2 separate regions of the Homo sapiens genome follow, and region 1 is linked to region 2. A link is a contact called in ENCODE Hi-C or POLR2A ChIA-PET data. All regions are on one chromosome and are shown on one strand. Each heading gives the region's core, a stretch centred on a gene start or an enhancer-like site at or near the end of the contact. The rest is flanking DNA. Distances are from core to core; before and after follow the strand shown.

Evidence for each region. A loop is a pair of places that touch in the nucleus more often than their neighbours do. ChIA-PET counts read pairs that join two places held with the same protein, here RNA polymerase II (POLR2A). Pooled maps may share reads with other maps.
Region 1: a map of psoas muscle shows a loop between it and region 2 (2.0-fold over the local background). The contact joins two enhancer-like sites. A Hi-C loop is called at or near these places in 1 of 168 maps with a recorded cell type or tissue (psoas muscle) and 2 of 50 pooled maps. POLR2A ChIA-PET finds 5 or more read pairs at or near these places in 2 of 52 experiments (WTC11 and activated CD4-positive, alpha-beta T cell).

Annotation. Positions count from the first base shown.
Region 1 is chr6:143,155,735-143,162,662 of GRCh38, forward strand. All of the region lies in intron 2 of AIG1 (androgen induced 1), which reads left to right. The region is part of intron 1 of LOC124901416 (a long non-coding RNA gene); the gene reads right to left. Among named protein-coding and RNA genes, the nearest start is that of AIG1, 98 kb to the left of the region's middle. Within about 2 kb of position 4,842, at least 2 of the 41 ENCODE cell types and tissues checked have a DNase peak (open chromatin) inside an H3K27ac peak, as active enhancers do; they include psoas muscle, where a contact is called at or near this core.
Region 2 is chr6:142,694,843-142,702,060 of GRCh38, forward strand. No RefSeq gene overlaps it. Among named protein-coding and RNA genes, the nearest start is that of HIVEP2, 250 kb to the right of the region's middle. Within about 2 kb of position 1,974, at least 15 of the 41 ENCODE cell types and tissues checked have a DNase peak (open chromatin) inside an H3K27ac peak, as active enhancers do; they include psoas muscle, where a contact is called at or near this core.

The sequences.
Region 1 (6,928 bases), core at 3,592-6,091, 460 kb after region 2:
AGTGTGTGATGAGTTTGGGAAGCCACACATAGTCTGGTGAAGAGGGTCCCTGGAAGAAACTGGAAGGGGACTGGGAAGAGCATTTGGGGCTTGACCACAAAGGAAGTTTGATTTTTTGTCCTGCAGGCATGGAGGAGCCATTGGGACTTCTGAGCTGGCAAGTTCTTCAAAGTTTACTCAGAGGCCAAGATAAAGCATAGATGGAGTTAAAGAGAACTGAAACCAGTGAGCCTGGCCAAGAGGCTACTGCAGGAGTCCAGGATAGGGACATTAGAGCCTGAAGCTGGGGTGAAGGGAGTGGTACTGGGACAGGGAGTGACAAAGGAGCCTCATGTCAGCAGGCCCAGCCAACAATAGGGACCTCAGATCCTGGAGCATCTCTCCTAGTATTTAGGTTGGTGCAAACGTAATTGTGCTTTTTGCAATTTATCCCTCTGAGGTCTCTTGTAGGTATATAAAAACATACATGTAACACATCTACTGTGGCCTTGTTGGAAATTGGGAAATTGGAAAGAATGCATGTATCCGTTAGTGAGTACTTGAGTAAACTATGGTACATAATCCTACAATGGGGTTCTATGGAGCACTTAAGAACCATGGAGTATCTTCTTAAAATATTAAGTCAGAAGAATTGCAGAAGACTAGGTATAGTATGACCTAATTTCATAGAATAATGTGTAGAGTGCATTTTACATGCATAGAAAAAGATCTTGAAAGATATACCTCTTCCTTTGGCAATAAAGATCTTTGCAGGTGGAGATTGTAAAGAATGTTTACTTTTTATACATTTCCTTATAGTGATTTATTTATTACAAATATGTTCATGCTTCAGTATATCTGTCTGTTGCACTTCTACGTGAATGGTGTTGTCTTAGATTGGACTCCTGTGACCAGGCTTTGAGATGGAGACCACATGCAGAAGGAGGCAGCCCTTGGGAGGTTCCCCTGTTAGGAAGTAAGGAAGACAGCATTGGGCAGAGAGGGAAGCTCACCCATATTGCAGTTGTAACTGAGACATACTAGGAGCTTTTGAGCTGGGATGACCCTTCAGAGTCATCCTAAATTGGGGCAGGGTCTTTATATCCTTGCGTTAGCCAGTCATTGGGTTTGGACTGCCTTGAGGAGGGAGCATGACCTTGGGCTAGTCCATTCCCTGTAGCTGAGGGCAACTCCTGTTGAAGGATGCAGCTAAGAATGGCCAGCAACTGATAGTCCTATGCACTGGCCAATGGATGCCCTGACTCTGAAGAGGGAATCTGGGAAAGCACTACAGTATCCATTACAGTTATTTGGTGTAAGTTTAAAATTTATTTTTAGACCTTGCAGACCTTGCTTAATTATCTTAACTTTGCTTTCACTAATACAAAGGTAAAAGAGGAAAAAATGATTATCTCAATGTGAAAAAAATTAAATGAAATTAAAAAACCTTTTTGATTAAAAAAGTCTTGGCAATTAGGAGTAAAAAGCAATTTATTTGCCCTGATAAAGAGTACTTTCTCCAGGCTCCCCTTTCTCTGAAGGTGTAGGCCCTCTGCGGGCCAGGCTCCTCTGGCTTAATTTCCTCCACCACATTGTGTGGCCTCAGGCCTTGCCTTCCTTCTCCTTGACCACAATCCGCAGAGTGCTCTGATTCTCATATTGGTATTTGCCTCCAGGCAGTCCCAGTTTCTGAATTTCCTTCTGTTTTCATTTTTCCTCTCTTCTTTTTTTTTTTTCCTTTTTTTTTTTTGTGGCTCCTAGTGATTTCCCTTCCTTTCTTGTGTGCTCAGCAATACATTTAAAAGTATATTTGTTGTAATTTATTTAGCACCTAGTGTTTCACAGCAGGAAGGTTTTTCAGTGTATCTGGTCCACAGTTCTGCAGAAAGCTAAACCCCGACTGTCTTCACCAAAGGCAATTTTTCCTTTTGCTGCCTCTAATGTGACTTTCAGTTTTATTTTTTATATTTTATTTATTTCATAAGTTCATTCACCTTTATCCTCTTCTCCTCTTGCTCTATCTTCTATCGAATCTCAGTTTTTCTTCTTTGACCTCTTTTCTTTAATGGAGAATTATTTGATCATGAATTATACCTATTGGGGCAAACTTTTCTGGTTTGTATCATTCAGCTGACTTTTTAAAATCATATTCCTCTCTATGTTTTTTGTGTTATCTATGACTACATTCCATACTGTTTCATTTCTTGTGATTATGCATTCTTAAATTGGTTTGTTCTTACCAAGCCAGCTATTTGTGAAAGGATAGAACTGGAGACAGACTAGGGAATGGAGCTAGGGCAGCTTGAATTTCCATCTATTTTCCACTACTGCCTTTCCTGGAGAACGGCCTCTGTGTGGGCTCAACTCATTTCTCTCTCCTCAGCTCATTTTTATCACAGCTCTTTTGGATGGTGACATAAAGCTTGGTCTCCATCAGCTGAGCATGAGCCATATATTCAGGCACCACTCTTTTCTTGTTGACCTTAGTACACCCACATCCTGCTCTGGCAGAGATGACACACTAGCCTGTTTCCACGTTTAGCATCATCACCTCTGACCCCTAATGCCAAACAGGGGTCAGAGCATTTCCCCAGTGCTCCCATGCATCGAGACCTCATGTTCCCAGCAAGGGTCATTTAATGTCCTTCAGGGTTTGCCACCTGTAAAGACCTCTCTGTTCTGCTCACTAAACTAGAGAGCTGCAGGATCTTGTTTCTTCCATCAGTCTCCCCATGTCCTTATTTAATTTTCCTAACACTTGGCAGCCTTTTAAAGAGTGATGTTTGGATTATGGGTGTTTCCTAGTGTTTCATCAGTTTCACTTCTGTTTGTCGTTCTCTTAATTTTTGGTTGACTTAAGGAAAGAGAGCTTTCAGTCTTGCACTTGATCTTGAAGTCCAGAGGATTATTATAGGATGATAGAAGACTTAAGCAGGTGAGGGACGAGCTATCTCATAGATGATCTGAGAAGGGCTGGGCCATAAGAGTAGCCTGGAAAGAAGGAGATTTCTTCCTTACACACAGAAGGACAAAAATCCACAGGGAACATACAGGAGGAATTTTAGGTCGATAGGAAGAAAAGGAGTAAAAAGGTACTTGCTCCTGTGGGAGATGTGGAGTCTGGCATGTACAAGGAACAGCAATAGACTTTATTCATTTATTCAGCAAATTTTTATCACATCCATGCTATATGCCAGGCAGTGGGGAACCAGTAATGAACAGGGCAAACCAATTCCTGTTCTCTGATACTTCACTTTCTCATAGAAGAGCCACAGAACAAAGAAGAACTGAGCAGCAGCAACAATAGCAAGAGCCTGTTTTCTGCCAGGTTCTAAAATAGACAACAGAGCCCTGGAGGGTCTAGTGGTGGCTTCCATGTGGAGGTGCTATTTAAGCTAGATGTGAAAGAACAGAGAATCCAGCCATGTGAAAGGAGGGGAAGAGCATTCCTGGCACAGAGTAGAAAATGCTATGGCCCTGAATCAGGAAAGAGCTTAATAATTTTCAGGAACAAACAAATTACTGGTTGGACTTGAAGGAGCAAGACAGAACATGGCACAGGCCGAGGTTGGAGAGAAAGGAAGGAACCAAATCATGTAGGCATTTGTAGGAGCTGGGTTTGTATTCTATCATTACTTCCTCAGTCAGTAGAGATAATGAAGAACAGAAATCTAGGCAAATATGGATAAATTATAAATGTACCAAAATGATGATAGTTAAAACCCACGAAAAAAAGAGCATAACATCAACAAGTGCTTTGGCAATTTTCTATGTGGAGATTCTGGTTTTAAGATAATTTGGGCAGAATTCATAGCATAAAAAATTAACATTACTCACAGACTTACATTCTAAGGAGAGGAATTCCATGTCATGCTTTTAGGAATGAATCCTAGAAACTGATTGTCCTCTGGAACAAAGGAGACTGTGGCATTTTAGAGAGCCCTAAGCTTCACTATGCGTTTCTGAATTTGAGGATATGGTTGAGGAAAATTAGTCAGAAGGAAAGGACTTGGACACTCAGGATTCCATAGATCTGGAAAGTAGGAAGGCAAGGGCTGTGCTGAAGGAGACATTCACTCTTTGCATGGGGGCCATCAGAGACGAAGCCAGATAGCATGCACAACACCCAGCTTATTCTCACACCCATACTTTCTCTGTTTGCAAAGAGAAATCACAATGGAAATATTTCTAAAGATTACCCTTCTGCAACAGAAAGAATTGACTGGAAAGTAAGTTATGAAAAAGAAATCTGGAAGCAAGGTAATAGAGCCCCAAACAGAATTTAAATCTTTTCCTATCAGTATTTGGTAGAGTCTGAGTACTGACTTATCAGAATATATATAGGATTTTATCCAGTTGAAGCTGCAGACTTTAAGGATGTATCCATTTCCTCCCCTCTTCCCTCTGTCCTTCCCTCCCTCAACAGTGAATGTTTGAGATGATGCTATCCAGCCTTTATAGACCAATCTATAGATAAGTGACTCTTCTTTTTAGCCTTCTTCATGGCGAATTTCTCTCCAACATTCTTTGCATTCTAATTGGTCTTACTCAATTCCAAAGAATTTCCCATTAATCAATAAAGCTTCTTCTTAGAAGTGGACTAAAGCTGAAGTTTCAGCTTCTGTCAGACTCCATGTGAGAGACTCCTTTCAAAAAGAGGCAAACTGTAAATCCAGTTTTCTTTTGGCATTAATTTCCTAGTAGTTCTGGGGGTTCAAATGAGACATCAGTGACTAGCTGTCACTCAAGTATTTTATCTCAAAGCTTAAAGGACTGGAAAGTGACTGTGCTCCTTCCACTCTCAGTTTAAGTACAGTATTCTGTTCCTGGCAGCCAAGAAGCAGCAGGTGTAGGATGAGGAATAGCTGGCCATTGCTCCTGGCCAGAGAAGGTGCTTCTTCACAACAGTGGAAGGTTTCAGTATCGCTTAGCCTGTCCAAGAGAAACTATTTTTGTTCCATATCCATGCCCTGGTAGGAGAGTTCAAATTTATTTTGGGTTTGCTGATGGCTATACTATCAGGAGGATATCAGTGCAGGAAGCCAAGAAGCTACCATCTGTGCTGTGTTTATATCTAAAGAATTATTTAGAAGACTGATTACTCAGTTAGCTGGGCCTCCTGACCTTCTAGTATTACACTTAGAAAGGTAACTAACACTTTCTTGAAAGTCACTTCACTTTTAATAACCCATATAATTCCCTCAATATAAGGTAGGGATCAAAGTATTGACCAAAGCTTCACACTGAGTCTCATGTGTTGTGGATGCTATGAATGATCACTTGTGGTTAACAGATAGTGACTCCTAACAGTGATATGTTAGTAAATATTTAACAATGGGCTCTCTAGGGAAAAATAACTGATTCATAGCATTTGCCAGTTTCCATGATGGAATAGTAAGAACAATTTTATAAATTCAAAAACATAGATGAAATATAGAAATTCCTCAAAAGACAATAATGACCAAAATCAACTCAAGCAAAGTAGGAAGCCCAAATAGCCCTATATTTATTAAAGAAAATGAATTCACAAATCTGCCCACCAGAAAAATTGCAAGTCCAGATGGCTTTACTAGGGAAGTATATCAATTGCATAAGGAATAAATTACACTAATCTTGCACAAAACCCTTCAGAAAATAGAGAGGAAACACTTCCCAACTCACCTTTTGATTCCAGAATTTATACTGTTACCAGAATTAGGTGAAGACATTATGAGAAAAGAAAATTATAGATCAGAAATCAGTATACTTCATGAATAGAGATGAAAAGAAAATTCTTTGCAAAGTATCAGCAGATTGAATCCAGTAAAAACATATATTATATATATATGTGTGTATATATATGTGTGTGTGTGTGTACATATATATATATATATAAATTATCATATATGATGACCAGGAATGTAAGGTTGGTTTGACTTTCAAAATCAACTGATATAATTCACCATATTAACAGAATAAAGAGGGAAAACTGTATGATTGTCTCAAGTATGAAACAAAACCATCTGAAAAAATGGAAAAATTCAGCACTTATTCTTTGTGTATGTATATAACTCCCAAATAAAGTAAGAATAGAAGAGATTTTTCTCAACTTGATAAAAGACAACTAAAAGAAGCCTGCAGCTAATATCAGACTTAAGTGTGGAAAGACTGACCACTTTCCCTAAGATAGAGATGAAGGCAAGGATGCTCACTCTCCATCACTTCTATTCAACATATTGCTGCAGATCACAGGCAGTGCAATAAAAAAAAAGAAGTAAAATGCATAAAATTGTAAGGGAAAAACACTGTCTTTATTTGCAGATCGTGTAAGTATAAAATGCAAAACTATTTCTAAAATAGCTACTAGAACTACTACATGAATTTAGCAAAGGTATAAGCTACATTGTCAATATTCAAAAATCAGTTCATTCTTATAAACTAACAAAAAAGAATGTAAAAAATGTAATACTCTCCACAGTAGCATCACAAAACATGAAATATTTATGGACAGGTTCAGCAAAATATGTGCAGTATCTGTGCATTGAAAACCACAAACATTGCTGAGAGAAATTAAAGAAGACCCAAGTTAGGGGATACAAATGATCTTCATGGATTGGAAAATTCAATATTGTTAAAATGTTAGCTCTCCCCAAACAGTCACCATGAGAATTCTAGCAGGATATTTGTGTAAATTAATAATTGGAGATTCTAACATTTAAATGGAAATGCAAAGGACTTAAAGCAGTCATAACAATTTGGAAAGGAAGAACACAGTGGGAGCCTATGATAAGCAGAATTCCAACATGATGCCAAGATTCCATCCCCTGCTGCACCAGTGTGTACAATCCCCTTCTGTAGAGTATGAGAGAGACCTGTGAATATGATGGGTTGTCACTCTCTTGATTAGGTTATGTTATATGGCAAAGGTGAAGAGATTTGCATCAGTGGCTCCATCCAAGACTGAAGTGGC
Region 2 (7,218 bases), core at 724-3,223:
ACACATTTTAGTGCAGCATTTCCTTTGTAGTTCAGATCTATTTTAATTGGGTAAATCTTTCATTACATAAATACAAATATTAGCAGGGGCCAGATACTGTATCAGGCTCACCAAAGCCAAGTGGCTGGAGGTGCTGTGCCCCACCAATAGGCTTTTTTTTTTCCACTGTGATAATTTCTGTTCCTTAACATAGGACATCAGATAGAAACCATTCCATTTGCAGACAAGAAAATACATCTACTGTCCAATCTACATGTATTTGTATGGCCGGGAGGAGAGGGTAGACCATTCCAGGCCTGGGAAGCCGTCCAGGGAAACAGGAGGAAGAGAGCCAGGGAAGTGTGTTTAGAGTAGAGAGAGCATGATTAGACTCAAGCAAAGGAGCACATCACAGGAGGAAAGAATAATTATTTTGGACGAGTGGGCAGGATAGTTTGGGGAGTGCCCTGAGAGCTAGTAAGGGGTCATGGTCATGACATCATAGGCAGTTGGGAGCCCTGCCAGACTTAGAGTGGTGGCATCTGAAAGAGACTAGGGTTAGGCATGCAGAGTGGATTGGGGCTACAGAAATCCATGGCAAAACTTATTCATGTCTTTTTAAAGTCTTTTTGGTTACAAGCATCAAAGCCAGCAAAGTTTGGCTAATCAATAAACAAGAACTTACTGTAAAGATGCAAAGTCATCCTCAGAAGTCAATAGCAGATGTAGCCCTGCCTCTTTTGACTCGGTTCATTCTTTGGCATTGCCTTTTGGTTTTCTCTACACACTGACTTGTTCTGATTCTCCCTGCGTATGGCCACCATGGCTCCAAAATTCATGTCTGAGCCAAACACAGACGCTGATCTCTAGTTATCCATTTCTTTAAGTCCAATTCCAAATTCCCAAGAGAAAGATATTGATTGTCCAGCTTGGGTCAGTGAGAACTCTGATGCAATCTATGGCCAAAGTGGAAGAGTCATGGTGGATGCTCGGTTACTTGGCCTTCCCTTTTGTGGAGAGGGGGATGATTCCTTGAGAAATGGTGTCATAGACTGGGAAGGAACTCCAAAAGATGTTTACAACCACCTGCCAGAAGTCTGCTGGTGTATTTTAATACTGCCATCCTGCAAGCTCAGTGTCAGTAAGAACAGAAGAAAGGGATAAATAGAGGTAATGTTTGTCATATTTCTAGAAACCGGACAGGTTTAGGACACATTGGAGTGCCAGCCATGGGAATAACATCAGGATAGAATGGTCTGGGCAAAGCTGAATGGGAAGAGGCATTTCCACAAAACTGCCCAAGGCAGTGGCACTACTAGGTTCAGAAGAATTCAGAGACCCAGGGAGGGCTGCTATTTAGAATAGCTCAGAACATCACAAGTGTGCTGGCTTTCCACTTTAATGTGAAGCTGGGTGTGGAGTTTTTAAAGCTCTATGCAAGACCTCACTGTTCCCAAAACATGGAAGGAAGTGTTTGACCTCAGAACATTCTCATATTATTAATCAACACACCAAATATTTACCCAGGACCTAGTCTGTGCCCAGTGCTGTTCGATACTGTAGTGCTCGGTCAGTGCTGTAGAGACAGAAGGGCCATCCCTCTGCTGTTGTAGAAAGTCCCTTCAGGGGTTCTGGAGGGAGTTGGGTGCCAGGAAGTTTCCCAGACTCCTCTCAGCCTCCCTTCCCAAACTCAAAGAAACGTGCTCCCTCCACTCTCCTCTTCTGCCTGCCAGAGTTTCCAGATTTGTTCTGTTTTGCAGTTGCGTCAAGCCACACTCAATTCCAATCCTAGCAGAAGGCATAAATTAACATTTTATTATGCGTGCTTGTTAGGGTCTCTTAAAGCAGACATGCAAATTCGAGGCTCCCATAGTAAATTAGGGCATACCCAGATTTTGCTGAAAATAAATCAAGTCGCCCTGGCCAAACCCTTGGAAAGCAGCACTTCTCTGAGCTATCCTGGGACAGATGCTCCCCTCAGCTCCTGCCCCAGGTTGTTTACCCTGGCCCCTGGCCATTTCCTGCCCCGTTTGGCACCCAGGTCCTCTCTGTCCAGCTGCCACTGGCTCATAGGACTCTTGGTCGACTTTCACTTACAAGGAACCAATTTCACAAGCAGCTGTAGGTGAGCCTTTTACGGGCCTCTGGCGAGTGAGTGAGAGGCCTCGGGCCTTCTCCCACAAGCAGCTGGACAAATATATCTGCCTTGGCTTTCCAGGGGGACCAGCTATTTTGAGGCTCCCCTTTGATTGACTCTTCCTACTACTGTGCCTTTAATTGCAGTTTATGGATCTTAAAACCTTATAGAACAGGAACTTCAAGCTAGACAGAGCTTGATTGGATTTGGCGTGGCTGTGGCGGAGGAATTCGAATTAGCAAAATCAAAAGTGAGAAGTAGTTAGTATGCACTTAGGCTCTACTAGGTTCCATTTTTAATTGTTCTGTGGCCTTTCTTTCCAGCATGCTGATTAGGTCATATAATTTTGTGTGTGGTTGGAGAAAGGTGGACAGGGGAAAGAGAGAAAGAATGTTTTCCAAGTCGCCACTTTAATTTTCAAAGTGTCCTTTCACATCCCTCATTATTATAAATTATCTGCCTCCTTGGGAGCATGCGTGGATGATCCCACCCAAATAGAGAAGGTGGTAAAGGCAAGGAAGCCATCACTGCCCTCCTGAGTCAGCCCACAGGCATCGGTCACAGATCGAAAACCCTAGTTCTGACCAGGTAGGTGGAAGAGCTGACTTCAGGGGCCTTGTGCCAGCCTAGATGAGCATGGTAAGTATTCACGGGGGATATTTGAGCCTCCCTATCTTAGAGGTTACACTGGAAGACACCATCAATTGGGTCCTATGTAGTGCGAGTGTGTGGGAGTGCCTCCAGCATTCCTGCAAGCCTGCTTCCAGAAGACTACTTGTCCCTCCACTCCTGTGGCTCTCAGGAAGTTGTGTTCCTTCTAAGTGCTGGAAGATACACCGGAACCTGAGGCTGCCACTCTGAAGGCTCCAGTTCTCTGCCATGTTGCTATCTCTATTTTATTTCTCCTTCCAAACAGATGCTTCTTAACCTCCTTCCTCCTGCCTCTCACCTCGCTCCCAGCTTTTCTGAATCCTTTCTCTCCTTGTTTCACTCAGTTCTTCTTTGCATCTCATTTCACCTTCCTGCTCTGTAGAGAGCTATGCGTGGCTCTTACCTTCCCCCAGTGGCATTTAAAGTGTTTCTTGGTGCAAAACATCCTATTCATTGCCATAGAAACAGGAAGCTCAGTGTGGAAGAAAAAGGAAAAAAAGAAGTCTGACACTCCAAAGCTGTGCAATTCTGTTATTTTGCCCAAATCCATAAACGGCAACATGCTGGGAGATAAGCAAAAGCCCGCCCGCTGCTAGAACCAGAGAAGGAAGGGCCTTCCATTCCTAGGAGACTGTCTGCAGGTTTTAAACCAGGCCCTTAAACCAGGCAAGAGCTGGCTCAGTGGAAAGAACTGCTACTTTTCTTTCACATGGAAACTCACAGCTGAGTCTAGAGAAGTCAGACTGCCAGGACCCTGAGTGAGGAGTCAGACAGACCTCGTTCTGTGATAAATGCTGCCTCTGAAAAGCTGCAGCCTTTTGGACTCCTCACTTAACCCCTCTCAGTCTCCTTAGCTATAAAATAAGGATATGAATGTTGCCACGGCCTTTTTGTCAGGCTCTGATGAGGGCATGTGGTGCTGTACCTTCATTGCACTCCTGCTGGACTCACTGTTTCCTTACCCCATCCTTGGAAAGCACAAGTTTGGGTTATCTATTCACCATGGTAAACACCTCCCTGACATAAAACTAAGAGAAGAACTTCACATTCACATAATTCCTAAAATAAAGCCAATCATCCACAGCATTCTTTAAAATATACTAAGAAGTATTTATTTTTTACATCTTCATGCAAAACCTGGACAGGAGCCTTCTCCAAACCATTGATTTCCAAGATGCATCTTCAACCTACCCTGAGTACTGCCTTTTTCTTCTGGGTCCCAAGAACTCTAGAAGTTGTTATTCCCTAAGCTGAGAACAGGCTGGGTAAGTATGGATCAGAGCTTCAAGCTAATGATGTGAAGTTTGCTGGTTTAATCTCCACCCAGCCAGTGGGTCTCTCCGAGGCCATCTATGTTCTATTCCCAGAAGTGCACCCTACCTTTCAACAACTACCTTTGTTCTGCATCTCTTAGATTCTGCATTTGGCATCCATTAATCACAGGGACAAATGAACAGCCACAGTTGTTTGCATCTTCCCTGTGATCCACTTGCACTGGCCCATAAAATTGCATTAACAACCCTCCGATCCATCCCAAAACTAGTACCTCGAACCACCTCATTGAACTAACTCCCACAAACCCAGTCAATAGTCCCCTGCCCTAGGGCCAGGTACCAAACTAGAAACCACCCCACTAGACCAGAGCTCACTGACTTTATTCAAACTGAGCCACCCTAAGCTGTTTCCCTACCCTCCCTTTCCTCTCCTATGAAAAACACAATGAGGGCTCTGGCCATGGTCTCCCCTTGCACCTCCTTCTGCCTCCTGACCAAACCTGGTGCCTCCCCACGTGGCCTTCTGTGATGTGGTGGCCCCCTTTTCTTGGAAACTGTAGGTAATAAAAACCTTCTTTCAATGGCACTGGCCTCTCTTGTCATTACTCATTCACTTCCATAAATTAAGAGCTGGGCACAAATCAACCTTGTCCACATCTGTCATACCAGTGACAGAGATACCCTGGTAATGAGGTGTAACTGGTTCATCATGTACACATCACACGCTTGGTGGTGCTAGCTCAGCAGCATCTTCATCTATAAATAAGGCAACCATATGTCCCACTGTGCCCTGTAGAGTCCAAATTTACCCCTAGTTGACCTGTACAATTATTAATAGTGGCCTCATTCACTCTCAAAGCAATTCTGGTTTGGAATATAAATGATATGGTTACCCTACTATAAAGGACAGAAAAATATTCTTCTATGAAATAGGTAAAAGTCTTTGTTTCAGGGGACTAATTGCAACTGAGTCATTCAGTGCCATATTTCCACTTGAGGAAAGGGTCTAAATGAATGGTACAGACATTCTAAAAATACAAGTGCTTGTCTTCACATAATATGCAAGAAGTTCAAGAGGAAAAACCAGCTGCATGAAGTGTGTATACAAAGCAGAGCAAAGAATCATGATTACGCTGAGGTTTCTTTCACGAGCATCAAGGATGATGGTAGCTTTGTTCACCGTGACCCAAAAGCTGGACCAGGGTAGGAATCACTATGGACCAAATGATCAGGTGATTAGCTCATGTTTTCGTGTCTGGTATCTGACAGGAGATTTAGTCATTCAGTCATTCTGCAAATATATTTTGTCTCTAATATGTGCTGGACACTAGGGATACAATTAGAATCAGTTTCAGTTCCTGTCTTCAAGAAGTTTTTTCTGTAAAGGAAGACATTGACACACACAAGAAGTATTTCAAAAGGCACAAGCACAGGTTACCATGGGACCATTTACGAGGAGCACTTGTTCTAGTCCTGGGGGTTATTAACTGACTTTATGAGTGAAATTTGGGGTGGGTGTGGGGAGATTGGAGGGTAGATTATAAGACCCTAATTCAATCTGAACCAGTAAGCATAGAGACCACTGTCTAAGGTCCTGGAAATCAAAGGACAAAACCTGAGGGCATTGGAGCATGAGACTGGGGGACAGTCCAAATTCAAGCAACCAAATGAACAGAATATAATGATGGCCTGAATGCTGCAGAAAATCCAGCCCCAAGTTCTAGCATTTCTTGACAGGTAGAAATGAGGAATGTTAAGGACCGCTAGGAAAAAAATACATCAAACCCAATATATGAGAGAATTGATTATGAATGCTCTAGATTTTTACCCCAACCCTAAACTCATCCCATTCTTCCCTAGGTGCCAGGACTGGTGCTCATCTTTGCCCTTCAACGCTGTAGCCTCAGTTCCAAGGAGGAGAAGGATCAGCTGCGTGCCGGGGACAACTTCCTCATCATCCTCCCAGGGAAGTCTGTCGGAGGTTGTTTGTAATCAAGCCTTAAAAATCTATGACATGCAGCTGCACTGTCTGTGATGGCACGTACGTCAAGGAGAAAAATTCATGATTTGGGAATGCATAGAGCTATGTTTTGCTCCTCCACACCCTAGTCAGATGCAGAGTTGTTTTGGTCCTCTACAGAGTTATAAATAAAAAGCCAGCTCTAAAGATTTGCTGAAGCAAACCCAAGGCCGAAGGAGCAATCCTTCTTAATTGACCTGACTTACACAATGCTTCTGGCATATGGTCTTGCTCTCCCCAGACAAAGAGAATGCCTATAAAAAGAAATACATAACATTGGCCCTAGCATTATTTTAGAGTCACAGAATGTAAGTCACAGGGGATATTAGAGATCATTTTGCCCTATGCATGCATCTTACAGATCAAGGGTGCCAGAGGTTGTGGAGCTATTTAATAGGATTCCTTGACTGGGATCCATTTTTATTTTAGAAACAAACACAATTAGATTCAATACCTTGGAAAACAGAATTTTGGTACACTTTGAAGTTATAGACAGCTGTCTCTGTTGTATCCTTGATACACTTAGAATAAGCAAAAGAGTAAAATAGGCTATGTACTATACCCTCAAGTATTCAGTGCCTCATAATACAACCCCCAGGACCTATCATCGAACTTCTCCTGATTAGTGTCCCCTACTTGGGATGGGTCTCTCCATCCTCTTACGCGTCACCAAATTTCCCTATTATGTTTCCTGTTATCAGTGCCCTGACAAAAGGGTACTGGTCTGATAAACTCATTCAGCTCAGGGTGTACATATAAATAGTAGCCTAATGAGAGTAAATTTGTAAAATACTTATCCACTAAATAACAATTTTTAAAAATAGAGGCCAACATTTTTTAGTATCAAGGTGCAGACATTGCACCAATCATTTTAACCACATCATCTTATTTAATCTTGTCAACTCTACAACATAAGTATTGTATTATCCCCATTTTTTGGATGAGTAAAGCAAGGTTTGGAGTGGTCTCCCAAAGTCATACTATTAATAAATGGTCAAGCTGGGATTTCGATACAGGCCATTTGAATCCAAAGCCTATAGTTTTCACCACAGTGCCATGAATTGTGACTGCTATAAATAACAATGACAACAAAAACCATAATACTTGCATATCTGCTTTAATGTATTTCTTCCAAAAGCACAAATCGTGGCCATTCA